2 separate regions of the Homo sapiens genome follow, and region 2 is linked to region 1. A link is a loop called in an ENCODE intact Hi-C map of the cell type or tissue named here. Cell type or tissue: K562. All regions are shown on one strand. Each heading gives the region's core, and the rest is flanking DNA. Links, peaks and the distances in the headings are about the cores only. Region 1 overlaps MINDY3 (MINDY lysine 48 deubiquitinase 3). Region 2 holds the start of MINDY3 (MINDY lysine 48 deubiquitinase 3).

Region 1 (15,933 bases), core at 7,339-11,338:
TTTCTATGAGATGCTTGGAGGAATGGCATTAAGGAAGTCATTGAGCTTGTGTTAATTTTGTAAGTCTGAACATTTCCCCGTGCTTTGATAAGTGTAGCAGATTTCCCTTTAAAGATGAAATTAACATTTTGCAATATCATTTTGATTATACATGCATTAATACAATTAAGGTGATGAAATAATCTCTTTCTCCCTCCTGCACTCTCCCTCTCAACACACACGTACAAACCCAACAAAGAATAAGGTGGCTATGGCTACTTTTGACTCTACTTTTTTAAAAAAGATAGATTTATAACTCACATACCAGGAGATTCACCATTTTAAAGCATACAATTCAGGGCTTTTTAATATATTCACGATGCAATGCAACCATTACCCCAATCTAATTCCAAAATGTTTTCCTTACCCACAAAAGGAGCTCTAAACCCATTAGCAGTCCCATGCTCCTCCCACTCAGCCCCTGGAAACCACTACTCTTGTTTCTGCCTCTGTGGATTTACCTCTTTTGTACATTTCATACCAATGGAATCATGTAGTATATAGCCTTTCGTTTCTGGCTCCTTTCACTTAGCATGGTGTTTTCATTGTTCATCTCTGTTTTTTACATGTGTTAGTATTTCATTCCTTTTTATGAGCAAATAATATTCTTTTGTATGTTAAACCAATTTTATCTGTTCATCAGTTGGGTTGTTTCTACTTTAGCTGTTATGACTAGGGCTGCTGTAAACATTGATGTACAAATTTTTTGTGTACATGTTTTTATTTCTCTTTGTATATACCCAGGAGTGAAATTACTGGTCATACAGTAATTCTATTTTTAACTTTCTGAGGAAGTGTCAAACTGTTGTCCAAAGTGATGACACTTATTTATGCATTCAATATATTTTTACTATTACAAAACATTTCATGAGTTTAGCATTCATTTATTCTTTGATCTTATCCTTTGTTTGTTTGTTTTTTTTTTTTACTTCTACCTTAATTTAAATACACACTTTTTCTGAAAGAAAGGTTAATATCTAATCTCTTCACCACACGAGGCACCATGTGATGTGATGGAAATCCATCAGAGTAGATAGAAGTCAGAAAACTTAAGTCCTAATTCTAGCTCTGTACTATTTAGTTGCCTGAGATGAGACCAGGCACAGATCCTGTGTATTTCTCTGGTTCCTTATGTATAAATTGAAGGACTTGCACAGCTCACCTCTAAAATCCTCGTCCACTCTGGAACTGTGATTTTATCTTTCCCTCTTTCTTTGTTCCTTTTCTTTTATTCTTCTCTGCTGTTCCCAAACCATCCTTCCTACTTTACTGGCTCAACATTGCCACATTAGCACATCTAACTCATCCCTCCCATCATAGGACAAAAATACTAGTTTCTCTGTCCATGGATACAAAAGAGTACCTATTTTCCACTTCCCTCCTAGTGATAAGAATAAATTCCACAGGGCCAGGGTGGTGGTTGAAGCAGGGGCTGCTGGCTGATTAGGAAAGAATTTTTGGCCTGACTGCCACAAACAGCCACTTGGAATTCCCCAATTATAGGCAGTCTGTAAGAAAAAGGAAAATGCAGCAAATTGTATTGCTAAGATTCGTCATTTTTAAGTTAAAGTTTCTGTCTTCATATGAGAGTGGAATTGAGTGGTGTGAACGTGTTGGGTTTCATAAGTCTATTCTGTTTGTTTAGTATTAAACTTTTTTTTTCTCAGTCACACACACACAATCGTGTTCTCAAGTTTTTGGTATAGTAATGTTCACAGATTATGTAACCTTGAGAGCAGAGTACAAATACAGCTTTTTATACATTTTAAAGAGACTGTTCATACTGTGAAACTTTGAACCTACCTTCTATCATGAAGAGTCAAATAACAGGACACTTACATACTTAAATGGTTTAAATTGTAATTTTTCTTGATTATTTGGGAGCAAAGATGTTCTTTCCCTTTGATTATTCATAAATCTACTCATTTGATAAACTATAATTATTTTCCTTATAAAGTTATTATCGTCAAGTTTATAGTTTTAGGGTTTGAGGTTTCATGCTGAAATTCTAAGAAGTGGTCATTTTATCTAGGAACTTTAGCAAAACCTGAGAATGACTCTTAGGGCTAAATAGTTATCTCCAGCTGTGTTAAATCTATATTGTTGTTGTTTTAATGTCAAAGCACAATATAAGCTCAGTACTGACAGTCTTCTAACACTCATTTTTACATTCAGCATTTGATCTCTATGGGTGAAGTGCTCGGGCACAATACATTATTTCAGTTAAATACAAATTGGACACTTTATGCTTCAGATATTTATGGGCAAATAAGAGGCAGTATAAATTTTTAATTTGTTTATTTGTTTTATTTTGCTACATTTGTTCTAGGTTGGTTCTTACTTGAAATCTCCAAAATTCCCTATTTGGATTGTTGGCAGTGAGACTCACCTCACCGTATTTTTTGCCAAGGTATGCTTATAGCAGGATTTTTTTTTAAGTTATGACATCAGGCAAACAAGTATTATAAGTTCATATTTGGTTTGGATCTTTGTGCAAACTTCAGTCTATTCCCACAACAAATGAATTGTTCAAAAATCTCAAAAACTAATACTGAAGAACATACTGTTTTCGTGCTCTAAATCTGGAATCTTTTAATCAAAATCTATCATGATTTAGTTATAATTTCTTCTTCTTTCTTTAGAGCTTTAGCTTTTGATTTTTTTCAGAAATCACTTGTGTTATAGAGAAAACAATTGAATTTTAAAGTTTTAGATTGCTTTTTTTGTAAGTAGGATAAAAGATTTATTTAACTTAGATGATACATGATATAAAATGTTTTAATTACAGCATCTCCTTTGAAAAAATTTTAAAATCTATTAATAATTCAATGGTATTAAAGTCAAATGCTCTTTTAAGATGGAATACTTCCCACAATTTTAATATATACCTGATTACAATATTGAAATAGCTGAAATATATCTGAATATTTCTTTTCTTGTCTTTTTTATTTTTTTTCTTTTTCATTTTTTTTTTTTTTTTTTTTGAGATGGAGTCTCACTGTGTTGCCCAGGCTAGAGTGTAATGTCACAGTCTCGCCTCACTGCAACCTACGTCTCCTGGGTTCAAGCGATTCTCCCACTTCAGCCTCCCGAGTAGCTGGGACTACAGGTGCATGCCACCACACCCAGCTAATTGTGTTTTTAGTAGAGACAGTTTCGCCATGTTGGCCAGGCTGGTCTCAAACTCCTAACCTCAAGTGATCTGCCCACCTCTGCCTCCCAAAGTGTTGGGATCACAGGCGTGAGCCACTGTGCCCCGCCATATCTGAATATTTCTATTTCAAAATTCTTATAACAAAGCTATTTTTAAATCTCAACTATAATCTGTATATCATGTTTTTCCACAATTGAGTGGTTAAGAGCTTTGGCCTCAGACGACTTTGGTTTTAATCCCAGCCTTGCCACTTCTTAACATCTCTCAGCCCCCTTTCCTGTGTCTTTAAAATAGGGATTCATAATAGTACCTAGCTTTTAGAATTGTTGTCAGGCTTAAATACAAAGTATTTAGCAGTGCCTAGTACAAATTAAATGCTGAGTAAATTTTAGCTGTGGTCATCGTCATCATCATCATCATCATCATTTTTAGTATTCAAGAAACATACGTTAAACATCTCTGGGATCATAGGTAACTTGATAGGTTGCTGAATGTTCGTAGGAAGATACAGAATTGTATTTTAGAGGTTTCTTCATTGTGATGTGCTTTCCTGATTACTCCTTGAGCTTTTTGAGCATGTATAGTCAATGAAAGTTTATTATTTGTTTCTGTAGAAAGTACAAGTGGTATAAATTATACTCTAGTCTGAATTGACAATGCTAAGTTTCGTGAATGTAATTATGTCTTACTGTATTTACTTTTATTGTGTTGGCAAAAGTCCAGATAGGGGTTATAGAGCAAGATACATAATTGCCTTTTCTCAAGCACGGAAAGCTTTAAAATTAAATGCTAAAAGTACAGAGTTACTGATACATTGCATTTAGTTTGAAAGCTTTTGCTATTTATTTCCTTCCTGAAGTAGAGAGAGGAAGTTAAAAAGCACAATGTGAACTACAAAAACTGACAATTACTAATTCCTGAGTGAGGATTTCATTTTATAAATTACCATAAAAGAAAATTAATTCTGACTTACACACAAAAATGTATTTTCAAACCAATTTTTAATCATGTTTGTCTGCAACCTTATTCTTTAAGGAAAACTAATTATATGAAACTAAAAGTGTTGAATATAAAAGATGACAATATTTTAAATCTTAAATTTTATAATTGATGTTTAAGAAATGATTTTGTTGTCAGAACAGTAGGAGAGATTTCACAGAAGGTATAATACAAGGAACAGTGTCGAATGAGCTGTGAGTCTGAGGACATTATCTGAAAAAGTTAGTGATGTTGAGGGAGTTCCCAAGAGTGAAATAGGCCCTTCTTTTTATGAGTACACTCTTCCTACCTGTCCTGATACTTTTGTGGTTCCCATAGCACTCGCCCATTGTGCTGTCGCATGTGTCAAACAGCACACAGTTTCTAATTCCCATACTGTTTTCTGCGTGTCCCATGGCAGCCAGTGAACTTTGTCTAGGGCAGGGGCTGTCTCTCGCCCACCTTTTTATTCATAGATCCCTGTCATGTGCAATAACGTGTTGAATTAGAGACATGGAGTTAAGAGAAAAACACAAAAACTCCTGCCATGTGGGTGTAGAACTCTTGAATTTTATACTAATTGTTACTGTTTTGAGACTTACCTGTGTAGTCTCAGGATCTAGTATATAGTCTGGCACACTAGGGGTGGGGGGAATTATTAGTTGAATGAATAAAACTTTTGTACAAATTTCCCGCATTTGGGTTCCAGTGACGTTTATATCCCCTAAGAATATTTTACACGACTCATTGTGATGCTTCATTGTGTAGTATCTATAGATACTTTCTTAGAGTAGTCAAATTTGGATTGTTTGAGATGTTACCTTTAAGAGGAGTTCCCAGTGAAGAGTTGTTTTTTCCCCTTGAAATAAAAGTAAAACAAAGCTGGAAGTTCACCTAAATGGTAAATAAGAACAATAATACTTGATCACATTTATTGAGTCCTGTTTTAGATTTGTTAAATATAAACTGATGTTCATATAGTCTTCACCACATAAAAAATACTGGAAATTTCGCTCTTCTTAAAATTATAACAAGAATCATTATTCGGCCATTCCTTCTTTAACATTTCTGCATTTGAGCAAGCAGTTTTGGCTGTGGGTTTTTCTTTTTTCTTTTTCTTTTTTTTTTTTTTTTGAGTTTTGGTGAGTTTGCTTTATTATACATTCAGTGGCCTGAAACAACATTGTTTTAATTTTTCCCCAGCAGTTCCTTGTAAATATTTATGTCTTTTTTTATAAAACTGATATGTTTGTTGGTGTATTTCATGTGCTGACTTCTTTGTTCTGGTTACAATTAAGTAAAAAAGTATATTTTATTTGCATAATTTTTAAGGCAGTCTGTAATTTGGCGTTGTGAAATGCCTGTGAAGAACAGTGGAATTCTTTGTGTGCCTTATGCGGTGAAGGTGGTAATAGTTGCAGGTTTCTTCATTCATTCATATACTCATTTATGAGCTTTTTACTGGATTATAGTATGTGCCTGGCATTATGCCAGGTGTTGTGAATACAGTGGTGAGCAAAAATAGATATGGGTCTGTTCTTAATGGAGGCGGACATTCTCCTTGAGTTACTCAAGGATATATAAATAATCACATAAATTTACAAGTGTGATGAGTGCTGACAAAGCACAGGTCCATAATGCTGTAAGAATTTATTGTAGTTTTGGAAAATTGGGATGTTTACTTAAAAAATTGATGCCTAAAATGAGAACCTGAGGTATCAGATTAAACCAGAGGAAGAGAGGGGAAAGAGCATTCTCTACATGACAAATAGAGCAAATTCATGCCTGAAGAAAGAAGGACAGACAGACAGATGAACTTGGGTGAGAACAAACTGAAAGACAAGGGCTGGAGGGAGCACTGAGAATTAGGGGGACAAGGTGTAAGATGAAGCTGGAAGAATAGCAGGCCATGTTACTCTTTGATACTAAGAGTTAGGACAACTAGACTTGTTAAAAATTGGTAGTGGGAGTAGTTTTGGGGGAGGTGGGAAGGAAGGGAACAGGATTAAATTCACATTTGTAAAAGATAACTCTAGCTAATTGTGGAGAATGGATATATTGAAGGATAACCCAGGGAATAGGTAAAAAAGACTTCTCTAGTTCTATTTCAGGTAAGCAAAGAGTACAATTTGGTCCAGAGTAGTGAGGTAGAGAGGAAAAAAGTGCATGGATTTCAGAGATTTACTCCTGAGGTAGAATGACAGGACTGGGTGATGGATTGGATTGGCAGCGGAGGGGTAGAAATGTCTAATAAGATAGGTGTGGCTAATGATTAGATCTTAGAGCTTTAGAAAATGTGTACTTAGCAGCTTTGCTGTTGTTGAATGTAACTGCTTGTTATTAAAGCAATTTGTTCACTGTATGCACATCACGTAATAAGTGGGATTGGGGAAATAAGAGGTACCTCTCAGACAGGCATGTGGAGAGCTATGCTGTAGCTTCTCTGACATGACTTTCTTCTTGTATTTCCCTCCAAAGAGCAGTGATGGGAGACAATCTGTTATGTAGACTGATGCACCACGTAGAAACTGCTTAGTTTTTAAATTTAAATTTAGCACTAGTGAGAGCTGTCAGAATCCTTTGACCCACATCTATTCTTTATGCCAAAGGAACCAGTCCATAGAGGAATTAAAAACTTTTCTAATATTGCATGGGTAGGAAGGCAGAAATGTGATAGCTAAGATAGAGTAAAATATCAGAAGCTGTATTGAATTTAACCTTCTGTATGGGGTAAAAAGATAATGTGTTAAGTGAATTAATAAAGTAAAAGATGTTGTGAGTAATATTTAACACATGAATAATTGAGAAGGGATAATTATACTATTTCCCAGAAATTATAGAACATTGAAATTTATAGAATAAATCAAGAATTGGCCGGGCGCAGGGGCTCATGCCTGTAATCCTAACACTTTGGGAGGCCGAGGCAGGTGAATCACGTGAGGTCAGGAGTTCGAGACCAGCCTGGCCAACATGGCAAAACCCATCTCTACTAAGAATACAAAAATTACCCAGGCGTGGTGCTGGGCACCTGTAATCCCAGCTACTCAGGAGGCTGAGGCAGGAGAATCACTTGAACCCAGGGGACGGAGGTTGCAGTGAGCTGAGATTGTGCCACTTCACTCCAACCTGGGTGAAGGAGCAAGACTCCATCTCAAAAAAAATAAAAATAATAAAAAAATTTAAAAAATGAAAAATTAAGCATTATTGCAAATGTACATGGAAAACTGAATTAAGCATCTAATTAGAAAGTTTTATTCTGAAGTTTTAGGTTATAAATACTAGTTTTATATGTTCTGTACACATGTAATTAAATTTTTGTAGGAATGAAAGCTTCATGTATTAGACCCTAGTAATAAGGAGAAAGTGCACATATGTTATTTTTTTTCCTGAAGCAAATTAGTGGCTTTGGGCAAAAATTATGAGTAATGTTAACTATATTATAGGTAAGATGAAGCACAAATTGACATTTTCTTAAATAGTAGCAGTTTTGAGTTCTATTCATTTTTCATGATTTAAAAGTATTGTTAATCAGTGACATTCAAATACATATACCACTGCTTTAAATACATTGCAGTTTTGGAATAATTTGTGTTTGTGTTGTGTTAGAAGTGAATATCACTTCCAAAATTTTCAGAAATATTAATCTATACATAGTCTCATGACTAGCACTGAAAATACTGTGATGGCAAGTGGTTGATGGCTTTGGCTCCTTTTTCTAAATTTTGTAAGTAAATTTTTCAAAAAATATATTTTGGTATATTTATATACAGGATGAACTAAGGTCTCAGCGATTAAATATGATGAAAGTAGTATAGTATATTGGCTAAGTTTTAAAATTATAGCATTTTTCTTTCTCAGAAAAAAAATCTTTGACATTTCAACTTCGGTTTTATTGTGAATTATGTTTATTTAAATTTGACTTGATTTTCTTATTGAGTTGTTTTTTCTTTTCTTCTCTACCCTTATTCCTAACCTGCTTTCCTTTAGAAGTCGAAGCTTGTGGCCCGTGTTCATTTGCATTATCAAAATAATTGGCAGAGTTTGAAAACTGAATTTTTCCACATCTTTGCCAATACTGGATCATTAAAATTATTATTATAATCATCCTAGTGGGTGTTAAGTGGTAATTGTAATTTTGATTTGCATTTCCCTAATGACTAATGAGCATCTTTTTATGTGATTGTTGTCCACTTCTAGACGTTCTTTGGATAAACGTCTGTTCAGGTCCTTCGCCTGTTTTTTAATTGGGTTGTTTGTCTTTTTGTTATTGAGTTATAAGAGTTTTTTAATATATTCTGGGTACTAGATTCGTCCTGTATATTTACTTGTTTTCTATATTATCTGTCTCTCTCTGTAGTAAGCTCTGTGATGGCAGGATTTTTGTGTTTTGTCACCTACTGTTTGCCAGGTCCTAGAGCAGTGCCAGGCATAGTGTAGGTGCTCAATGACTTTTTGTTGACCAAATACATTATAGAACACACTGTAGATCCATCTTAAAAAAATTGTGAGATGACCATGTTATTACTTGATAAGTTGGGGGTCGGGAGGTGTGCTTAAGATGGCTGAATAGTCTTGGATCATCAGAATTCAATAGATCTCTATCTTACATGGAGGGCAAATAGAAAAACTAGCTTTTGCTATCCTACCTGACCAATTCAAACCACCCGTATTATTGAATAGAAACAGCTGTCATGAGTATTTACAAATAAGCTTTGTGAAACTACCTATATGCTGTAACATGTTCAAAATTTACTTTCATGATTTGAGGATGGTTAAGAAAATTGCTTCTGTCCAGTGAAATAACCTCTTAACTATCTGTTTTTGTTTTTGAAATGAACAATTTACTTTTAGGACTTAAAGTAATTAAATATAATTTTTTTAAAGGGCACTAGTATAGGTTCATGATTTTAATTTTCAGTGCCAAAGTATTTACTTAATGAACTTATCACTTTATATTTGATATATCCAGTGACCCAGAATTTACCTTTTTAATTGTACTGGTGCCCTCTTCCTGACCTATAATCATCCAACACATTTTGTAGGATTAAAAGAGATTTTTCACAAGTCAGTTTTACTTGAGAATCATCATTAAAAATAAATTTAATAATTTTATGAAGAGGTTGTAAAAATGTTCAGGTTGATCATTTATAACATTTCTTTCATGAAGAAATATAATTTTAAGTTTTTAAATTTAAACCACCATGTTTTATAAATCATATTTTCTGTCTGATATAGAAAGAGTCATCTTTTCCTACTAACCCTCTGTCTCTGTCAAACAACAAAACTGTTATTGTACTCCTTGACATAGTATCCTAAGGAGTCTGGTTGTGAGAAATGCATCTAAGCCACCCTATGTAAATGAGATTTTTGTAGTTACTACTGAGGGAGAATATCACAGAATCTAACTTCAGGAACCTTATAGGAACTGCAGAGTCATCAAGCAGCAGGGTTCCCACAGAACTTCTAATAAGAGGATACGGGTGAGGTGAAATGCAGTACGTAAATGGACCTCTTCAAAGAGGGAAACTTAATTCCTATTAAGTACGATGGAGAACTTTCCAAGCAGGTCATCTGAGCTGTGGCAGAACAAAGGTCTGTACATGGAGACAGAATGTGCCCTGTAGGCATGGGTCTTCAGAAATCGTATCATGGCACTTTCATTGAGGTTACTTGAAAACATGCGAACCTACTGCACAGGTAAAAAGAAATGTATTTTGAAAAGTAGACGCTTAAGGAATACAGAACTTAAACTTTTTGAATTGTTTTTCCTTAATTTCAGAAGAAAAAACTAGCTCTTATTAGATGAAGGCTGTGTAACATTTGTTTTGTAATATGTCAAATATGTTAGGAGTCAGGTCTTTCATAATAATCCATAATTATTTAAGTGTTCAAACATTAGGGCATTTGTCCTCTATTTTCTCCCTAACCATCGTTTTCCTCATTGATTCTTCATCTTTTATTTTTATACTTGGGTTTTAAGAATAATTTATTTGGGTCACTTTCTTAATTTCCCTCGAATTGGGAACTAATTAGGAAATTAATTTTCAATGCAAATTCAAAATGGGCACTTTAAATCTGAAAATCTACTTTAAATATTACTAGAATTTAGAATGTATAAAATGGAAGACATAATAAATGCCTTTTTTGTTTTTACTGTGCATTTGAATCTCAATGTGGAGTGACAGCTGTTGATCCAGTATAAAAATAGTTGGACCCTGCCTATAGCATCTAGTTTCATCTTCAGAAGATCAGTGGCTAATTTGCTTGGTACTCCATTTAAACTCTTCATTGAAGTTGGGGAGATGAGTTTTACATCACTTTTTTGTTCTCTTTTATGGTTATAAAGGGGCTCTATGTGTGTGCGGAACCTCACCTTTGACCTTTCCTTTGATAAAAGCAGTTTTCTTGTCAGGCATGAACACGTGAATATCCATGACAGAACTGTTCATATAAAGAAACTGAATTTAATGCTAAGGAGGAAAAAATTATTTAACTGTTGCTGTGTGAGCTGACATTGTTCTTCCAGTGGGATCTGTTACTGGGAATGTAGGGAGAATTATTTCTACAGCACAAGCTGCTTTTATTACTCCTTGGTGTAACAGGAAAAACACTGCGGTGAACTGTTAGAGCCTTTCTCTCTTAGGTGTTTAAAAACTGGACAGTTCTACATCGACATTTCTCTGCATGTAATAAAACGGTGTTAAGGAAAAGCTGTAAAGTGGTGCTTTATACGTTTACTCTTCCAAGAAAATTCACAGTTGGCATTTTGTGTTTTATTGCAGTTTAGTTACCTCATCCTTTTATCTTAAGTAAATTCTGGAGTTTGTGCATATATTGAGATTTCGTGCCTCATCTAATACAGAAAGGAAATAGGGAAAATGCTAATTATTTGTTCTTGTAGTTTAATCATAACTTCTGTGACTTTTAAGACCTTAAAATAACAACTTAAAGGATCCTGAAGTTAATCTCTTATCTGAACTACTTGGAAAGTCTGGGTAGACATCTGGACAGCTTAATTATTCTCAGTGATTTGAATTATTACAAGTATGTAAATTTTTAATCACAAACTCTTTCCTACCTGCTTAGCACAATTTGGGGCTGTCCCCCATCAGCCATCTAGGATTATGCCAATGACTTGTACCACAATAATACTAAAGCTTTTCATTTTTAATTATTTTGACCAGAAATCTTTCAAAATATAAATGTTCTTGCCTCCTTAAGCCAAGTGAACATCAGTTACCCTTATGTACTCTTTGCCTTATGCAGCTGTATTTGTATATTCTGGTTTTTGTGATTTCCCTGAATTTTCTTTTTCTTTTACTTATTACTTCTCAGTCATCAGTGATGTCAGCCTTCCTGGAAGAAGTCTCTCTTTTCCACTGAATTTTTCTTTTTCTCTTACAATAGTATCCAAATAATTGTCTAAAGATAAAATACTGATGGAAGGGCCTAGAAGTATTCTGTTAGGAATGAAGCCTATGAGTTTTAATTAAGAGTCAGTATCATTAAGCCCACACCCCTAGCTATCTGTTCAGAATTGATAGAAAAAAATCATAGCCAGTAGAGTTGATAGCAGAGTACAAAAAAAGGTCTTGTATGGTTAATAGATGACCGCCACTAAGTCTTACTAAGTTTAATTTGGGGGATTATTGTGTGTGTTTGCACATGCTTTGCTTATGTTATCCTCTGCCCAGAATACGCTTATCAAAGTCTTGCTCAGCATTCCTGGTCCAACCTTCCACCATTCGTATTGTGTCCGCTGATTCTCCTACTCTCTTGTTGCTCCTGTTCTTTCTTCCAACTTCCTTCCTTCTTGTGGCACTAACTGATTTCCCACACTACCTACTGTCACACACATTCAGTATTGTGGTAAGTACTGTTGGAACGTAAGGATTAATAATACATGGTAATAGTTTACTGTGAGTGTTTACTGAATGTTGTCTGTATGTTAGGCAGTATGCTAATTAATCATCTCAGGAGCATTCCTCATTTAATCCTCAAACCAACCCTGTGAGCTGCGTGCCGTTTTCATCTGCATGTTACAGTCTGGGGCCAGTGAGAAAAATGACATCTCCAAAGTTAGATACTAGTGAGTACCAAGGCAGGATTTAAACTCCAGTCTTCTGACTTCTGAGCTATGCATTTAACTACTTCCCTCCCTTAAGAAAACAACTCATTCTGCTAGAGTAGAGTAGACCCTGGAAGAGGGAAGAAGTAGGTGTAGAAAAGATTATACTTGAATGAAAGGACATGGTAACTTTGAGACTGATATGAAGTGAAAGCTGTATAGATGTAGTGTTATAATGGGAAAGTTAATACTGTGTTTGGGGAATAGTAATTGGTAGATGATAGCTAAACCATACTAGTTGTGCTAGGATATTAAGATGAAACCAAAGGTTGACGATCAGCTGTAGGACCAGCTTGAATAATCACATTTATTTACAAATTGTCCTTACTATATGAAAGTCTGTCTTGATATGGAAAGCTAAACAGGAATATCCGTGGCATGAATGTAAAGCAAATTCATGGAAGTAGAGCAGCCTTCTGAATCAACAGTCAAAGCTTCTCTGCACAGCTGTGATAAAATTTTAAATTATAAATGTGAGTACTGTGACTAATTTGTAATCATGCAAACCTTGTTTAAAATTGTAGAAAACGAGGTAGGATTGGTTGGGGGCCCTCACTTTTTGTTCATACTAATCCAAGCCTCCCAAGATTAAATTATTGGTATTGAGTAGACACAGTTTCAGTAATCTTCTTAAGCATTAATTTTCATAGGAAACATGAAGTCTGCGTATGTGGAGATTCCTCCATGTGCAGCTTACATTGTTAAGGTCAGAGTTACTGGATAGCATGAGGGAAGACACAAGAGGAAAATATAGACTGCTCTCAATAGGAAGATCAAATAGAGTACATGTGGCACAAGCAACATACAGCCCCAGCCAGAATATTAGGTTTTAATCCCCTTTGCCAGCTTGCTGCAGTAACCAACAACCCTGACATTTCAGTCCTGTACACAGTGGTACTCAAGAAGGGGGCGATGAGAACAGCCCATCCTGTGGGTAGGAGGAGTGTGTGACTACTGACATTGTTCAGATTTGTCTGCACGTGGTGATGGCAAAAAGGAATTTGAGAATGTTTTAACGTCTCTAAAAGCAATGTACCCTCTTTTTGGCTGTACTGGAGCACACCACAGCCACCATACCTCTCTCCCCAACACACCCAGCCCAAAGCTTACCGCCCTCATAACTTACATGTTGGCTGCAGGTGTGCTCCACGTGTCTCTTTTATTTTAAGATCTGGGCTGAAGGAGTAGCTTCTGCCTGGAATGTGCAGTTCTCATAAGAGAGGGAAAAGAACAAGACTTCTGGCCAAACCAGATAGTGGCACTTAAAGTTTCTGCTAGGAGCTAGCATAATGTCACTCCCAGTTGTATTTCTCTGGCTGAATCTGATGTCAATGAGGCAAGGAAGTAGGCCCATTTCAGAGAAAAGTACTTCAGGTCACTTAGCAACAGACAGTGACAAATAATCCTCTTAGAAGGAGGAAGCAGCAACTAATTGGGAACAATAATATTATCTACCACCATCGATTACCTTGTATCACTAGGTGATTGAACAGTTTAATTCCAGTGATACAAAGAGTCCTAACTTTGAAATAAAGAGGAACTTTATTTTTTCAGGTACCTCTATCTGTATTACCAGTATAACTATTCTCTGTTCACCAGAAACCTTTTAAAATGTAACATTAACTATCCTTCTAAACACCTACTGAATTATAAGGCCTGTGTACAGTGAGTTGGCTGGGGATAAGTAATTCATTACTGAAAAGGTCTTTAAAGTTTATTCTTTAAGCCTTTCATCATTATGAAGAGCAATCTGCTGTCATGAATAATCAAAGAACCTCCAAGAACGTCGTCTAACTTCAAGAAAAGCTTGACGGATTTGTTAAAGTTAGTTGGTCGATTACGATAATTTGGAGAGTCAGCAGCTCACTCATTAATGATTTTAATAATTATGGCACAAGAGTAGATGACATCTGTTGGAAACTTCTTCTCCCACTGCGTTATTTCCACTTGTGCATTTAGAGTCTGTGTTTCTAGAGGAAGAACGTCAGAGGGCTGTCTGCTGTGTTTCCTACCCTGATTTCTCTGCCCATACGACACAGATTGGTGCCTCACAGCAGTGGGCTACTGTGGAGGTGACCTGGGCTTTACACGTTATTTGGAAAATAATGGAAGAATAAGAGAAAAGACCACCATCCTTCCTGCTTTCAGGTATTGGGATTAACTGAATTCTGTTAATCTTGCTGCCACTAATGACGTTCTGTGTTTTGAGATGATGTAATTGACTTAAAATCTATTTCCCAAATTATTTGTTCATAAATACAGATAGTAAGCAAAGACTAAAGGTGAAACATTATAAAGTAAAATTTTGCTTAAAGGTAAATTATACAGCATTTACCTTTTATTTATTTATTGGAGGGACTTTAAACACTATAATATGTTGTCTGCAAGCTAAAATGTCATTTATATATGTGCAGTCATTCTTGAAGTTAGATGACGATGCTCTTGGAGGTTCTTTGATGAATCGTGACAGCAGATTGCTCTTCATAACGATGAAAGGCTTAATGAGAAAAACTTTAAAGACCTTTTCAGTAATGAATTACTTATCCCCAGCCAACCCACTGTACACAGGCCTTATATTTCAGTAGGTGTTTAGAAGGATGGCTAATGTTACAACATTTTAAAAGGTTTATGGTGAATAGTGAATAGTTACACTGATAATACAGAGCTACGTGAAAAGGAGATATCTGTTTCATGATTGTAGGCTATTAGATAGTCCCATTAACAGCTTGGTCCACCTACTTCCATCCCCCGCCCCCCCGCCAACCCTCTGCATTTAAGCTGAGTGAGGCTAGATAATTTTAAAAGCTATATTGTTTTGCAATCCCTGTTGACCAGTAAATTGGTTGAATATAAATTCCTCTGATAAAATCATGTGATTATATCAGACTAATGTAAAGAACTGCTTTTACAATAAAAATAATTTTGATGGTAAATCAGAGCTTAAATTGCTAACTAAAACAGTATGTAATCGTTGAGTCTCATGTGTAGGATCTCTTCCTACTGAGGGTACCTAAAAGAGTTCCAAATGCAGTACATGTTGAAATTTTCTCCTAAGTATTACAACTAGGGATGAAGAAAAGAAAATGCAAGTGTATTTGCTGACCTTGGAATCCCTTTACTTAATTATCATTCGTGGGGTTTTTTGTGTGTGTGGTGGGGGAGTGTAGGATTAGTGTACATTTGTTAGAACTTCATCTTGGAAGATAATTTTCTTAGGATAAATTTAATAAGATTCTTGGAAGTAAAGATAGAGTAGCATGTTTTTCTCTGTTCTATTAGACTGCGACCTTAAGTGCACAGACTGGGTTTTTCTCTACCATCTATTAAGCCTGCCAAATGTTTAAGAAATTATGGTTTTATGTATAGTTAGATAGAGAAAATATACTACATATGGAACCTAAAAGCTGTTGCTATATTAAATTTTGGAAATGGAAAATCTGAGGGTAGAATCCTCCTCTTCACATTTATAAAGTCATTACATTCCTTCTAACTAAACCATTTTATGTACAATAAGAAAAATACGGCAGTTATACCTCTGAAGTGTTTTGTCTTGATTGTAAAACTCTCTCAATTGAATGTAATTCTATACTTGCTCTTCAAACTTGCTATGCAAATATGCAGTATATTGATATAT
Region 2 (15,933 bases), core at 3,932-7,931, 51 kb before region 1:
TGCCTGTCCATAGACAACTTGAGTACCCTCACAACATGGCAGCTGGCTTCCCCCAAAGAAACAGAGCCACGAAACCAGGCAGAAATTGCAATGCCTTTGAAAATCACATCCCATTACTTTCACAATATCCAGTTGGTCAGGCAGTTGGGGTCTTTTCAATGTGGAAAGGAACTACCCAAGGACATGCCCATCAAGAGGCATGGTCACTAGTTGCCACCTTGAAGGCTAGCATTAAGAACATTTGTGATTCATGGAAGGATATCAACGTATCAACAGGAACAGGAGTTTGGAAGAAATTGATTCTAACTTTCATAGATGACTTTGAAGGGATCAAGACTTCAGTGGAGAAAGTAACTGCAGATGTGGTGGCAATAGCAAGAAAATGGGAATTAGAAGTGGAGGCTGAAGGTATGACTGAATTGCTATAATGTCACAATCAAATTTTAATGGATAAGGAGTTGCTTCTTATGGATGAGCAAAGAAAGTGGTTTCTTAAGATGGAATCTACTCCTGGTGAAGATGCTATGAACACTGTTGAAAATGACAATAAAGGATTTAGAATATTCCATAAACTTAGTTGATAAAGCAGCAGCTGGGTTGGAGAGGATTGACTCCAATTTTGTAAGAAGTTCTACTGTGGATAAAATATTATCTCATGCCACAGAGAAATCTTTTGTAAAAGGAAAAGTCAATCAATACAACAAACTGTCTTATTTTAAGAAATTTTCACAACGACCCCAATCTTCAGCATCCACCAACCTGATCAATCAGCAGCCACCAACATGGAGGCAAGACCCTCCACAAGTAAAAAGACTGCAACTTGCTGAAGGCTCAAATGGTCATCAGCATTTTTTAGCAGTTGAGTATTTTTTAAATTACAGTATATATGTCCATTGTCTTTATTAGACATAATGCTATTGCACATTTAATAGACTATGGTGTAGTGTAAATATAACTTTTATATGCACTAGGAAACCACAACATTTGTGTGACTGGCTTTATTGCAATATTCACTTTATTGTGATGATCTGAAACTCAATCGGCAATATCTCTGAGGCATGCCTGTATTTAACATTTAACATTTTTAAGAGACTGTATTAGTTTGCTTGCGCTGCCATAACAAAATAGCACAGACTGGATGGCTTAAACAGCGTAAATTTATTTTCTCGCAGTTCCAGAGTCTAGAGGTCCAAAATCAAGGTGTTGAGAGGTTTGGTTTCTTGCGAGGCCTCCCTTCCGGGCTTGTAGACGGCAACCTTCTCACTGTGTCATTACATGGCCTTTTTGGTATAGAGGGAGACATCATGCACTGGTGTCTCTTTCTCCTCTCTTTGAAGGAAATCAGTCCTATTGGATTAGAATCCACTCTTAGGACTTCATTTCATCTTAACTACCTTCTTAAAGGCTCTATCTCCAAACCCAGTTTAATCAGGGGTTAGGGCTTCAATATATGGATTTTGGAGGGACAGAATTCTGTCCATTACACCCTCCATAACCCGATATTCCTGACTCATCTCTCTTTACTAACACAAATGCTAAGATTCTGCCACGAGAGTATTTTAAGCATAAAATGCACATCCTCCCTTTTTTCTCTAGTCAAGATTTTATCCAGGTCAAACTTCTCTGGTTTTCCCCAGTTCAATGCAGAAATAATTCATACACCATCTTTGCTCCTTTATAATGTTTTGCCTAAATCATTAATAAAACTAACATAAGAATAGTATTTTTCAATGCTTGTAATTCTTTCGTGCCTAATGTTCCCTATTAAATATCACAATCGCTGTATGATACAATTATTAATAAGATCATTTTATGAATGTGGTAACTGAGCCTGAAAGAGAGTATTTATTCATTCTATCACAATCAAGAACATTAAGGAATGAGCTTTTTGTAGATCATGGCACCATTCACTGATATATGAAACATTGAGAGTAAAGCAGGGTTTGTGGGAAGAGTCATGTTTAATTTGGCACATATTAAGTTTGAGGTGCCTATGACACATCCAAGTGTGTAAATATTATATGGTTACTTTATATAGCTAGTCTTGTGTTAATGTACAAGTTGGAATTTTATCTTCTCATTTCATAATGTTAGCACAAGTGCTAAAATGGCAAATGACCTCTTTTATTCTATGTCTTAAAGAATAATGCCATAATTATTTCTCTATTCCATACACGTTTCCGATATTCTTTTTCTCCCCATTATCCCCATACATTTCAAGTTAAAGACAGCCACTTTTTAGAATCATAGAAGTGTACAGGACCTGCAGTGAATATGACCTTAAGAAGTAACCTATATTTAGTTCTCTTATTTTACAGATGAAGAAAGCAAGGTACGGCTAGTTAAATGATTCACCCAACATCACACTTACTGCCCATATGGGGACTAACATTCAGATTTTCTAATTCCATTTCAAGAGACGATTTCATTAGACCCCTGATTCCCTAACAGTATTTTGCAGAACATAAATTATATAAGAAGTTCAGTGAATGAAATGATTCAAATGTGTCTGTTAACATTAAACACAATCCCCACTCCTGGAGAGTTGCAGTGAATGACCTGTTTAAATTTATTTAACCCAGCATTTAATGACACTTCCCCTTTACCACCATGTATTAATGTCAGTAGGAGATGCAATGGGGAGTGCTACACTATGCCACCCTTGAATATGATGTTGGTGAGTCTGAAAGGGACTTGTTTGCTCAGCTGGACAAGTATTATCCTGCTGAGATAAGGTTAGGATGATGCAGAAGGAAGTAGTTTCATTTGCTTTGGTAGATTTATGCTGCTATTGGAAGGCAGAGGACATACAAATGAAAAAGTTTTAGTAATAAATGAGTATGGGATTGTTTTAATGACCCACCTAAATGTTATTAATCTTATGACAGGGTGAGTTTTTGAAATATTTGATTTCTTCTAGGTAAGGAGTAATGTAAATACACTAAATTAGGAGTCCAGGGTTTCCAACTGGAGAATTGTACTTTTCATGTTAGTTGCTAGGAACTAGGCAATAAAGTTGTTGTGCTTTTATCTGGCAAAAAAGTTTGAGGAAAGACAGGAAAATAATTAAACAGAGTTAGAGTTTAATGCTGAGTAATTAATTTTGTTGCCTGAAGTAGTAAAGATGGATAAAAAGAATTCATTATAATGGAAATCTCAGCCCAGTTTTATGGAAGCACCCTGACTTGAATTTGAAAGAAACAGAAGTATTATTAATAAAACTTACATATAAATAGGAAGTGAAAGATTATTAATGCAACCTATATACACCTCAGTGATACAAGTTTAATCGAAACCATAGACAGTCCTGAGAAAAACAATATGCTAAAATATGAAGTGTTATAAATACATGAAAGAACATTTACATAATTTTCCAAGTCATTATAACAAGAGAAAGGCATTTTCATCCAGCACCAGGTATAGATGCAAAACGTGATTCACTTAAATATTTATTTATAGATAATTACTGAATAAGAACAATTTTGATGAATATTAATTTCTATTTAAATGTTATACCTAATGAATAATTAAGCCAATAATTTAAAAGTAAAATATTCCTTGTTAAAGATATGTCCTGCTAATTAAAAAATTTAAAAGATTACACATAAAAATTATAATGTGGGCCAGATGTGGTGGCTCACGCCTGTAATCCCAGCACTTTGGGAGGCTGAGGTGGGTGGATCACCTGAGGTCAGGAGTCGAAGACCAGCTTGGCCAACATGGTGAAACCCCATCTCACTAAAAATACAAAAATTAGCCGGGCATGGTGGCGGGTGCCTGTAATCCCAGCTACTCAGGAGGCTGAGGCAGGAGAATCACTTGAAACTGGAAGGTGGAGGTTGCAGTGAGCCAAGATGGTGACACTGCACTCCAGCCTGGGCAAAAGAGCGAAACTCCATCTCAAAAAAAAAAAAAAATATAATGTGGAAGTGGAAAGGACATTCATATAAATGTCTATCCAGGATTTTGCCAGCATCACTGTAGCTGGAAACTAAGAAAAATCATAGATCAAAAAATTTCTCGTTTAAAAAAATACAGTTTGAAAGTACAATTTTTTGTTTTTTCATAACAAAGTAATCAAACTTATAACTACTATCTATATTAATGTAAAGGAAACAAATGTAGTGTTATATACACTACACCATTAATATTTACATACATTAATGGAGAAAGTCAAATGTGGAAACACTTCTGAACTTAGAAGTCTGCCAGTTATGAGCTCTATGTACATAGACCCTTCTGTGTCTTTCAGGAAGTGGAAGAATTACGTAAATTGTAATCAGCATGCGAATATTAGATATTTAACTGGAGCAGTCAGTACTACTTCCCCGATCTCTCACTTGCTGAGAGATAATGAATTCTTTATTTCCAGTAAAGGCAAGTTTTGTTCCTTGGAATCGTAATTATTGAGATCCAGTGATGTTCAAGGCCCCATGCTAGAATTATGAATAGGCAGCTCTTTGCTTCCATAAATTTATATCCCAAGAGAAAAGCAAATAACTCTTTGCAAATACAATGATGATAGGAATTGTCATAAGCAAGTTACACATAAGGTACTATGAAGCCTCAGAAATTATAATTATTACTTTCAATTGTAATGACTGGAGAAAGTTTGGCATGCACACTCTGACATGAAGGATAGGTAAGATTTGATTTGCAAAAACAAGGCAAGGGATATTCTAAAGGGAATAAAGATCAAAAGGAATGCTATGGCTCTACTACAGGCACTTTGGGCAAGTCCCTGTAATTACAGTAAAGGGTACTGAAGAAATAAAATTAAATTAATTAAAATAAAATTAGAAATAACGTATAAATAGGAAAAAATAGCTAGTAATAAAGCATAAATTAACAAAACCTTATTTGCAATCTAAAAGATTTTAAATTAAGGGTTAATTTTAATTAGCCAAATGCAAGGGTATTCTACAATGAAACTGCATGTTTTTGAAATTAGAGAACATAACGTATTATACTAAAATACAACTGGCTAGAATTTATGGGTAAAAAAGTCAGAACTACTGTTGCATCAAATTCCCACAAAATGGCTTCTTGAGGTAAAAAAAATACCCACTGTTGCATAAATGCCTTCCATGTGCTAGGAAGTACACCAAATCCTTTGTATGTGTTACTTTTTCCATTTATTCCTTACAATATATGAAATGTATGCAATCTCCCTTTTAGAAAGAAAAAAGCCTAGGTAGATAGTAGGTAACTTGCTAGTAAGTGCAAAAGGTAGGAATATGGGCCAGTATGACCCACAGCTTGGCCTCTTAACTATTGCATTACTGCATCCCAAAGTAATATGGTTTCCAAGGAGTACAGAAACCTTACAGAACCAAAATAAAAGCATGTATTTTTTTTTAAATCAGATTTTGCCCTTTCGTTTTAAATTCAAAGCTCGGGCAATACAAGCCCTCTTTTTTTAAGCAGCACAAACATAAGTTTTCACATGAACTCAATTTAACTGCTAGTTAATGAGTAAAACCTAAACTTTAGTCCAGGTGTTGCCCACACACTCTGCAGTGTCAAAAACTGGAGATGAAAATGCTGTAACATTTACAAACAGGTTGCTCTGAATTTGTTTCCCTACAAATACCTTGTAATTCTGCGTTGCAGCTGGTGGAAGCATTTCTAATGCACATTATGCCACATTCTTTGCCATGTTTTTAGGTAATAGTTGGTCTGACTTTGATTTATTGAAGTACAGAGGCGGACAGCCTCCAGCTTATGAGAAGCGCCCTACAAAGGCACGGATGTTACCGCACTGTGACTCAACTATTGCCTTATAGTTCTAGTTTTGCAAAATTAATATTGAAAAATACAAGCAATGGGCATATGTTCTAATTCCTAGTGCCTGGGCCTCAGAGCCTCCAGCTTAGCCCAGAGCAGTGCGTAGAGGAAGAAGGTATTCCTGGAGTTTAGAAACACGCCGACGCCCCTTCCCAATACAAAAACTACCACCCCACCAAAGGGTCCCAGACAGTTCAGAAAGGTCAGAAGCTACTTCCACCGCTTTCCGTGCCTGTTTCCGCCTCCAATTTCACTTCCGGGGAGGGGACTTCCGGGCCCTCAGCCTTAAGGGGCGGGAGTTAAAGAGGAGTCGGAAGTGGCACCAGCACTTCCGGTACGGAAAACTCGCTGCTGCCCCAACCTGGCTTGACAGGCTTGGTCTCTGCAAGTGGCTCTCAGCCCCTTCTTCTTTCCTGCCTCACCTTCCAATTCGTTTGCCGCCGCCGTCCCGCAGCTGCTGTTTCCGGAGTTGCCCCTTCCCCATGTTCCGGGGCAGGAGTCCGCAAAGCGAAGATCCGCCCGCCGGTTCCTCATCATGTCCGAACTGACTAAAGAGCTGATGGAGCTGGTGTGGGGCACCAAGAGCAGCCCCGGTCTCTCGGACACCATTTTCTGCCGCTGGACGCAAGGTACCCTGGCGGGGCTCTCACACTTGCAGCCGCTGCTTCTTTTGCCCTGCGAGAGTCCGCCTGTGACGCCTCTCGCTCCAGCCCCTCGCGTGCCCCGCTCTCTGCCCCAGTCGCCGTGCTCAGCGCTGAAGCTGGACTTTCTAGACACGCCCTGCCTTGCCTTGGTGGGGAGAGTTTGAGTAGGAGAATGGTTACAGCTGCCACTAAATACCCGCAGCGCTCTTTCCATCCTCCGGGCTGCCCTTCGGCTGGGGAGGAGGAGAGGGTGGCCCCTTGCTGGGTTGCAGGGCGTGACACGGAAGATGCGCCCCGTGCCCCGGTGTCACTTTCTCAAGGGGTGCTGTGGCCTTCCGCATCTTTACCCCCTAACAGAGCTGTCTATTGGTGGTGGTTGGTCTATTTTTGGTGAGAAGGAGGGACGTCCAAGGGAAAGTCCAAGTGGCTAATTCCAAAAAGCAGTTTTTTGTTTGTATTGTCATTATGTGGTTAGGCGTGGTAGTCTGTGTATAAACACTGTTATTTGCTAAAAAGTGTACTCTTGGCCCAAAGTATCCCCGTTTTTTATATGGTTTATTATCTGTCACGGTTAAAAAAGGAATATGGATCATAGTACTTCCTCGGCCGGTATGCTTGTAACCCAGACAGGACTTTTACTTACATGAAGAGTCTTAGTACAAATAATAATGAAATAAAATAAGCATTTATTGAATTCTTGCACTGTAACAGGCTGGGCGCTTTATACTAGTAACTATCCCTAATTCTTAAGTTTGGATAGGCAAACAACTGACACATTCCTAAAGGTGACTTAGGAAAGATGATGATGAGGTTAAAACATAACCTTGAGTCAGAAGGATCAATAATTTATGTATGTAAAACACTATTATTATTAAAACATCTATTTAGGGAACACCTGTTCCCGAAATAGATTGGGCGGAATTTTGGCATAGTAAATATAAACCCCTATTTCAAAACGTGTATTTTGTAACAAAAATTCAGGATTTACGTAATCTCTCCCTCCCTCCCACATGTTTGTTTTAAGAGCTGGTAAAATTACAATTACGATGTATTGTTAAGTTGGGATATTTAGTCCCTCACTGTTGCTTTGCAGGCGAAAAAAATTAGTTGTAAAGGTAAATGACTGGGCCAAAGTTGCACAAATCGATAGAACTGGGAGTGGATTCCAGGTCTCTCGATTCCTAATATACCTCTGTTTTCATTATCTTCCTTTGAGTTCCCAAACCCTACATGTAATGACTTGGGCTCTTTTTTTTCACATTCAATTATGTCAGTTACCTAATCTTGGGCTTCTTAGAGGGAGATTTTATTTTAACACTTCCCACTTTGACTTACTTATTCTAATAGTAAGCAGCTCTAAAATACTGTGAAAGACTAAGAAAAAATTTACTTCCATTGTAATCAGTTAACATTTATTAAACATTTTACAAAGTAGAATAAGATAATATTCAGCCCTGTTTATATTTATACTGTAATGCAAATACAAGGAAGATTCAGGGTGGCAGTTCTAGTAATGGTTAAGAGCACAGTCTGGAATAGATGTACTTGGTTCAGGTTCATGTGATTTAGCTTATTTAAGCCTCAGTTTCCTTCTCTGTAAAGTACAGATAATAGACCTTACAGAGTTATTGTGAGGATTAGAGGCCATGTAAATAATTTAGGTGCTTAGCACACTATCTGACGTATAGTGAACACTCAGTATATGGTAGCTGTTTTTATATTATTTTAAAAAGTGTTTAATTGTAGACTATGCCAAATTCACTCTTTGGCTTTTTCCTGACAATTACAATAAGTTGTTTATTTGATGGCTAATCATTATTCTAAATAGAACTTTATAATGACTTATTAGAACGCTCTGCCACCTTTAATCATGCAGAAATTCTTTAACAGGATTAGTTCCATCAGTACCATTTCAAAATAAAGGATTTCTTTCTTTTTTTCGTTTACAGGGTGCAGTTAGTTATATTTTGGATATGTAGCTCTTCAAGGCCTTACACTGATTAAGATTTTAAGGCAACCAAACATATATTTTTGAAGTTATCGCCTCTGAATCAGAGGGGTCCTGTTACTGGTTTTGATATGTTAACTGTTGTATTCATTTGTTTGTTCTTTGAGGCCATTGCTAAATATTGCTGTGGCAGTCCTTTGGGATTGTGGGAACAGGCACAAGACACTGCTTTGCTGCATTACTAATGTGACATCAACTCTGGCTTTATTTCATAGTCTGTGATCGTGTCTTCAGTTGACAACTGCAGTCTCATTAGTTTTCTGGAAGCAAGATACAGATGTAAGATGTTTGGCATGAATATTTATACAATTATGTCTAGAGATATTTCATCTATAAAATTATATTGATTGATCAAGTTAAATTCTTTTGATATGGTTGTTAAAACAATAAGCTGCAGGAGTGGCACATAGTTGTTTTTAATTGGCTTGACATTTTTAGATAATTCTCTTCTACAAATCCCTGTTCGTTTTAAAAAATGCGGGGTGTTTTTTTTCTTCTTCTTTTTTTGGGCAGTTTTAATTTTAAAGGCAATAAGCCATGTAATTTAAGGGCTTAAAGTTGGCAGGGTTTTATTTTAACGTGAAAATTTATTCTTCTCTCTGCTTTCCTCCTGCTCAATTGCCTATAGTACTTTTTAAAGAATAGCATATAATTTTCACTTCCTTAGCTCATTAACACTATTTATCCTCCCCCCTTCCCACAAACTACACCAGTATTCCAAGCTCTTACAGTTGAGAGTCAGTAGGGTGGGAGGGAAGACAAACAGTAAATATAACGTAGCATAAATTACACATGTACAATAAATAGTTTGAAGATGAGGAAATACAGAGTTCTGGGTGGGGTGTCCTGGTCAGGCCTCATTTTAAGATGAGATTTGAGCAAACACTTGGAGTCACTCAGCTAGTCATGCAGAAGTCGGAAGAAAGAGTGCTCCAGGCAGAACAAATGGTAGTTATAAAAAACTTCACAGAAAATACACTTGGTCTGTTTAAGGAACAAGAAGGAAGTTAGTGTGGCAGGAGGGGGAATAAAGGAAAAGGAGAGTAATAAAAGATGATATAAGAAATGAAATGGCCCAAATCATATAAAGCTTTCTAGGCCATTAGAAGGACTTTCACTCATCTTATACATGAAATAGGGGTCCTTCGAAGGTTTGAAGCAAAGGAGAGATACTACTTGACAAGTTTTTAAAGGACTGATCTGCCTGCTGTGTTTGAGGATAGACTGTAGTGGATTGGGACAGCAAGATCAGATAAGAGACAATGGCAGCAGTCCAGGGGAGAAAAGATGCTATCTTGGACCAGAGTAGTGGTAGTGGAGATGGTAAGAAGCGGACAGAGTGACCACAACCAAACAGAACCAAAATAAGAATCAGCTAGACCTAACAGAAGTAGTATTTCTTGTATAAATAAAAACATTTTGACTTATTTGGAATTTATTTTCTTTTCAATATTGATTGCTTAGCTCAGTGTTTGGCAAACTTCTTTAAAGGGTGAGTGGCCTTTTTATTGCCTCTCAGCTCATTAATGGTATTGCAGCAAAAGCAGCCATGGTTAGTATGGGTGTGGCTGCATTCTAAAACATGAAAGCAGATGAGGGTTGTAGTTTGCTGACGCCTGAGGGAGAGTGTAAACTCTTATAGCCATTTTTCCTTCTTCCAATTATTTTCCTTCTTCCAGTTATTTTATTGTTTCTCCTAAAGACTAGTCAGAGAGAGATTTATTTTTGCTATTTGTAGCAGTACAGTGGGTGGGTTTTTTTTTTCTTTTTCCCCAGGGGAAGAGGGGCGTGTAGGTGTAGTTGATTGAAATTAGAGCTTTGGGCTTTCAGTGTAGCACAATTTTTGTTACGTAATATGAAAAAAAGATATTTAACAAATAACTTAGGAAAATTGAGGGATCCATTAAAATATAAATATAAAATATATTAGGAGTTAATACAGTTGGGTTAATTTAAGGTTTAAAGGCGTGTTTGGGTATTTATTTTAATGTGATTTACTATTTTATCAAAGTAATAAAATGACACACCAACATCATTAATTTTTCTTCCAAAGTGAAGCTAATACTGTGGATCACATCGTTTAAAAGTTTTTTTGTTGTTTTTGGAAGTTTTTAACATTCTCTTATATATATTTTTCCTTTCTTCAACATACCTAAATTATAATTTGCCTAACAACCAATATTTCTTAATTCGTAATTGGTAAGCATATATGACAAAATTAATTCCTTGGTACTTTGAATATATAATTTGTTTTATTATTCAAATACTTGAAAGTATCTGTGATAATATCTTATATTTGTACTATATTTTACAGCTTATGAAAATCTTACCTAATCTTTGCAACAACCCTGAAAGATAGGAAAGAACAAATGTAGTTATCCTCATTTTTTTAGATGTGAAGTCCAATTGAGATATTTGACTCAGCCAGGATGTCAAACTAAGTCTTTCTATAGCCTTGTTTACATGGAAGGCTAGAATTGTAGAAGGTATAGTTGTCAAAATGGTGTGCAAAATGTGTATATGTATAGTAAGTAATATGAAAACAAGAGATTGAAAAATTGCGATGAGGTTCATGGCTCAGGTTTACCCTGGTTCTGAGCTATAAAATGTGAAAATGAGAAAGATTTTTCTGTGATCTGTAGTACTGTGTAATGTGATACAAAATTGTCTACGTAGGATTAGGTGTTTTAAGATGGGTAATTTCAGACGTAATCAGGAAAAACGGCCATTTATGGTAAGTTAAGTCCTTTTAAAACTAGGAAATAATTTGAGTATGAGAACTCTTGAGAAGAAAAGTAATGCTGTGTCCTGAGAAATTCAAACTTAAGTAAAACCTTATTATGAAAAGAGAAGTCTACTCAGCATAGTCCTGTTTTAGGATAGAATACTTAATTTTCATTTAGCTGACTTTATTTCATTTTGGCTCTACTAGCCTTTGTCCGTTATCAGTTAACACACTCAAACATGTATACTGGAATTAAACAGAATTTGGCATGAAGCATAACTGCTTAGAATTCACTCCATGGGCTTTTAATATTAAAAGTACAAAAGCAACTCACTGTAACGCATTTCCAACTGAAAGCCCCACCTGTGGATAATTGAGTTACATGATTTAAATTTTTAAGGAAGGCAAGATCCATTACTAATTCACACTTTAATTTCATACACGAAAAGTTTAGCAGATCTTAATTTTGCCTCTGCACTTGGGTACAACACTAGGGTCCCTTTCCTTATTCTCAGTAGAAGAGCTGGCCAAACAGTGAAGATTTCATCTCTTGTTCCTAGGTTGGACCTTAAATTTGGTTGTTTTAACATAACCAGAAACCTTAGTTGTCACTTTCTTATTAAATTTGTTACATGTATCTTCTCTATTCCAGTTCTCCATTTGTCCTATTTTTGATCTCCCAGGCTGCTGTGTATTGCTGGAGAAAATTGTGTCCAGCACCAATACAAATGTAGTTAAATCTTAGCTGAGCCCTCAGTGCTTCTCTTAGTTCTTTCCTTATGTTTTTTGGAATTAACACTTTCCTCAATTCTGTACCCTTCTCATTCCTCTCACTCTCAATATAACACCTGTTCACTTTTTCATTTTTCCTCATATGTTTAACTTAAAAGCCTTCTAAAATTTACTTCTTCTCCTAGGCCAGTGGCTCTCAAGTTTTTGGAACTCAGGTCCCCATTACAGTGTTAAAAATGATTGAGGACTTCAACTCAAAAAATTTAAAACTTAGTGAGACTCTTGGCATTGTTTTACATTTTTGCTAATCTCTTTAATGTTTATCATATTAGAAGACAGCTGGATTCCTACACTGGCTTCTCCAGTCTGTGGCAATATATTATTTTGGTTGAAGTGGATGCAGAAAATCTGGCCTCACATATGCAATTGGAAAAGGCATGAGAAGTATGGTAGTAGCCTTTTCAGATAATTACACATAATCTTCTTTAATACCACACCAAAACTTGACACATCAGAGTATTGTAGAGATTAGTTGCAATACGAAATCTAAAACCAAATCATGTAACTTTTCATCCTCTGTTAAATTGAAATCCATTGGTCTGTCTTGCAGTTTTAATAGATCTCTTACCTCTGCATTAATTTATAACAGTATACATCAGTGATTTGGAGATTATCAGTCTACTGGTTTATGACAATCTTCCAAGTGTTAGTGTATGTCATTATACCATACCAGAAGTCACGTTTGTTTCTGTTACCAGTGATGTCATCGGAACAATCTGTAAGCATTGAGAAGCTGTCAGAGTCACAGTAGTGGACACAAGTGTTCCAAGTTACTGCTTGAATGCTCGAAATTTTATCACTGGCTATTTTCCTTGAAATGTCAAGCTCACTTATTTTTGAGAAAATGTCAGCCAGATACTCAAGTCTGAATAACTGTAGCTTATTGGTAGTTATACTAGGTAAAAGCAGCACTCCATTAAAAAAAAAAAAGTAGCTGGTTCAGCTTGCAGTTAAAAAAATTACACATATACTTTTCCTTGAGATAACTTTTGACCATCATACCCAGTATGTAGCATAAGTGCTTTATGGGTAGCTTCCATTTTGTTCCGCAGAATATATTTTTAAAAAGACATTGTATTCAAGATCAAGATACAATAAAATTAGTAATTTTGACTGCAGCAGTAAGTATGTTCTTAAATTGGCTCTGTAGTTGTGTGAGGGTATGGGGGTGTTTTTTAGGACAGTGACCACTAGGACAGCTTGATGTTACTGTCTCGATGTATGCTAAGGAACCAGCAATGTATTACACCATAGCTTTTGTACCATCACTGTGAATGTCAACACAGCGAAAGGGGCAAATCATATCTTAGTTTTATCATGTAAATAATTGTAACTTCCAGTGGGCCCCCTGAAAGGTCTCTAGGATTTCCAGGGTTATCGGTGGACCACCTTTAAAAGTCTCTCTCAGCTCTTTTTCAGGACTTGGAGACCTTAAACTTCCTCTTTTCCATATAATCACTCTTTCCCTTTTCTAATTCACACCCTTCAGTCTACAAAATTAATAATTCTTGATCCAACTACCCTTCAAACTATCATTCCTTTTTCCCTTCTGCCAAACTTAAATATAGTTGTCTGTTGGTGTTCGAGGGGTAGTGGGTTCAAGGATCCCCCTGCAGATACCAAAATCCATAGACGCTCTGCAGTATTTGCATATAACCTACACACGACTTCCCCTACACTTTAAATAATCTCTAGATTACTTACAATACCTAATACACTGTAAATGCTATGCAAATAGTTGTTACATTGTATTGTTTAGGGAATGATATGAAAAAGAAAGTCTGTACATGTTTAGTACAGACCCAACCATCGTTTTTTTCCCACCCTCAAATATTTTCCATTTGTGTTTGGTTGAATCTGTGGTCGCCAAACCTATGGATATGAACGGCCAACTGTAGTTTGCTTTTACTATTTCTCTTTCTAATCCGAATTACACTTCAACCTTTTAAAATTTGGCTACTCTCCCTAGTGCTGTAAATTTATATTTTTAGTATTCCCAATGACATGATTAATCTAGTATTTTAATTTATATCTTTATTCAGCAGCATTTGTAATAGTTGACTACTCTTTGCTTCTGATTTTTCCTTTCTAGGAGCTCAGTTAATGTGCTTTTCTCTTATCCTTCTAATGTTTATCAGTCTCCTTTGCTGACTCAGCCTCTGCTCACTTTTTAAAGTTCCCAACTTCATTATTTTTGTTTTACAAGTTCTCATTCACTTTAACTGACATGTTTAAGATGATTGAAATTGCTGCCTCTAATCCTAAGTCCTGCCCTGAACTACACACTTACATCTCCGATTTCTAAAAGTTGCCAAATGGTTATCTCACATTTTTGAGACTGAACTTGGTATTCCTAGAAACAAACACTGCCATTATCTTCCATGCCAAAACATCAACAAGCATTAATTGAGCAATAGCCACAGTATGTTGTAAACATACTGTGGGAAAACAATGACCAGTAACACAGATACAACACCGGTCAGGCAAGGCAGATGATTAAGAAGTAAACAAACAATAACTACAGATTATGGTAAGTACTGGTTGTGCTAGGGGATGACAGGAGAGACTACTTAGATAGGTTTGTAAGGAAATATCCCTATGAGGAATTAACACCTAAACTGAGACCTGAAAAATAAGGATTTATCTATATGGAGAGTAGCGGAAAGAGCATTTTTATGTAGAGAGAACAGTGAGCATTGAGGCTACAGGTAAAGTCTCTGGGATGTTCTGAGGACCTAAGGTCACAGTAGATAATGATTGTAAGTGTAAACAGAGTCAGCTGGATTGATAGATCATACAGTGTCTTCTAGACCACAGAAAGGAGTTTGGGTTTTATTTTAATTGCAATGAGAAGCCACTGAAATGTTTTAAGCAGGCTGTGTCAAAATCTGATTTCCATTTCTAAAATACTTTCTGGCAACTGTGTGGTGAATAGTTGGGGACTGGACAGGAGGGAGGAAGGAATAGGGAGACGTGGTTGGAAACTCAACAGTATTTAAGGTCAAAGATTATAGCGGTTTGAACTATAGGGTGGACTGGAGATGGGATGGAAATGGACACGTTAAAGATACGTTTTGAAGCCTTGAAGCAGGCAGGCCTTATCTTAGGGTGAAACCTATAGGTAAGTTTGAGTTTTCCAGAGAAATGGTTAGCAGGTGTATCAAGCAGAAGAAACATTTACAAGGGGTAAGAGACATAGAGAAAATGAAATATCTCAGGACCTGAAAGAAAATGTGCCCAGAATCTAAAAGGGAGAATGGCAAAGGGTGAAGAGGGAGATGCAGGCAGGAGCCAGATAATACAGGACCATGTTAAGGGACTTAGACTCTGTCTATGTCTGGAGTCCTAATCTGGGCTATATTTGGGAATTACATGGTTATAACAAGGAATGGACTGTCTGGGAGTAGATGAGATTACTCAGGAAAAATATATAGAATGAAAGGAGCATAGATCCTAAAACCAAGACCTGGGGAACATTAGCACTTAAAAGCAGTGATCATGGAGACAGAAGAACTAGAAAAGCAAAACTTGGAACAAAAAGCCAAGGGACAAAAGTTTCGCAGGTTTGTGGTCAGCATTTCAGATTGATTCTTTGGAAGGTTAAATAAGATAAGATTTGGGAACTAGCCTGTACTGATGACTGATGAACTTGGGTGAGAATGAGTTTGGTTCACTTATCGGGGGAACCAGCACCCAATATTTCAACGTAGGTTCTTTTCTATTTTCCCTAAGTGTTGGCTGGTCTGAGAAATAAAGGGACAGAGTACAAAAGAGAGAAGTTTTAAAGCTGGGTGTCGGGGGGAGACATCACATGTCAGCAGGTTCCATGATGCCCCCTGAGCCGCAAAACCAGCAAGTTTTTATTAGCTGAGATCACATGCTTTAAGGGCAATAAAATATCACAAGGCAAATGGGGGCAGAGTGAGATCACAGGACCAGGGCAAAATTAGAATTGCTGATGAAGTTTCATGTTGTAC

What was found. Peaks named below come from ENCODE experiments on the same cell type or tissue, not always from the same donor. Only the 100,000 strongest peaks of a DNase experiment are listed, where the experiment ranks them.
Region 2: a loop joins it to region 1, with 2.6 times the contacts of the local background. A loop is called at or near these places in 3 of 110 quality-filtered maps.

The regions. Positions count from the first base shown.
Region 1 is chr10:15,803,351-15,819,283 of GRCh38, reverse strand. It overlaps MINDY3 (MINDY lysine 48 deubiquitinase 3), which reads left to right. Exons shown (of 15, transcript NM_024948.4): 10 at 2,369-2,449. The region is part of intron 2 of LOC124902383 (a long non-coding RNA gene); the gene reads right to left. Among named protein-coding and RNA genes, the nearest start is that of MINDY3, 49 kb to the left of the region's middle. RefSeq lists an enhancer at 4,377-4,526. In K562, for the core only: no CTCF peak of the experiment used is centred there; a DNase peak (open chromatin) is centred at 9,603.
Region 2 is chr10:15,850,689-15,866,621 of GRCh38, reverse strand. It overlaps MINDY3 (MINDY lysine 48 deubiquitinase 3), which reads left to right and starts at 6,115. Exons shown (of 15, transcript NM_024948.4): 1 at 6,115-6,416. The coding sequence starts at 6,323. It overlaps LOC124902383 (a long non-coding RNA gene), which reads right to left. Exons shown (of 4, transcript XR_007062071.1): 4 at 7,822-8,699. RefSeq lists an enhancer at 6,324-6,373. In K562, for the core only: no CTCF peak of the experiment used is centred there; DNase peaks (open chromatin) are centred at 6,061 and 6,611; H3K4me3 peaks cover 2,527 bases.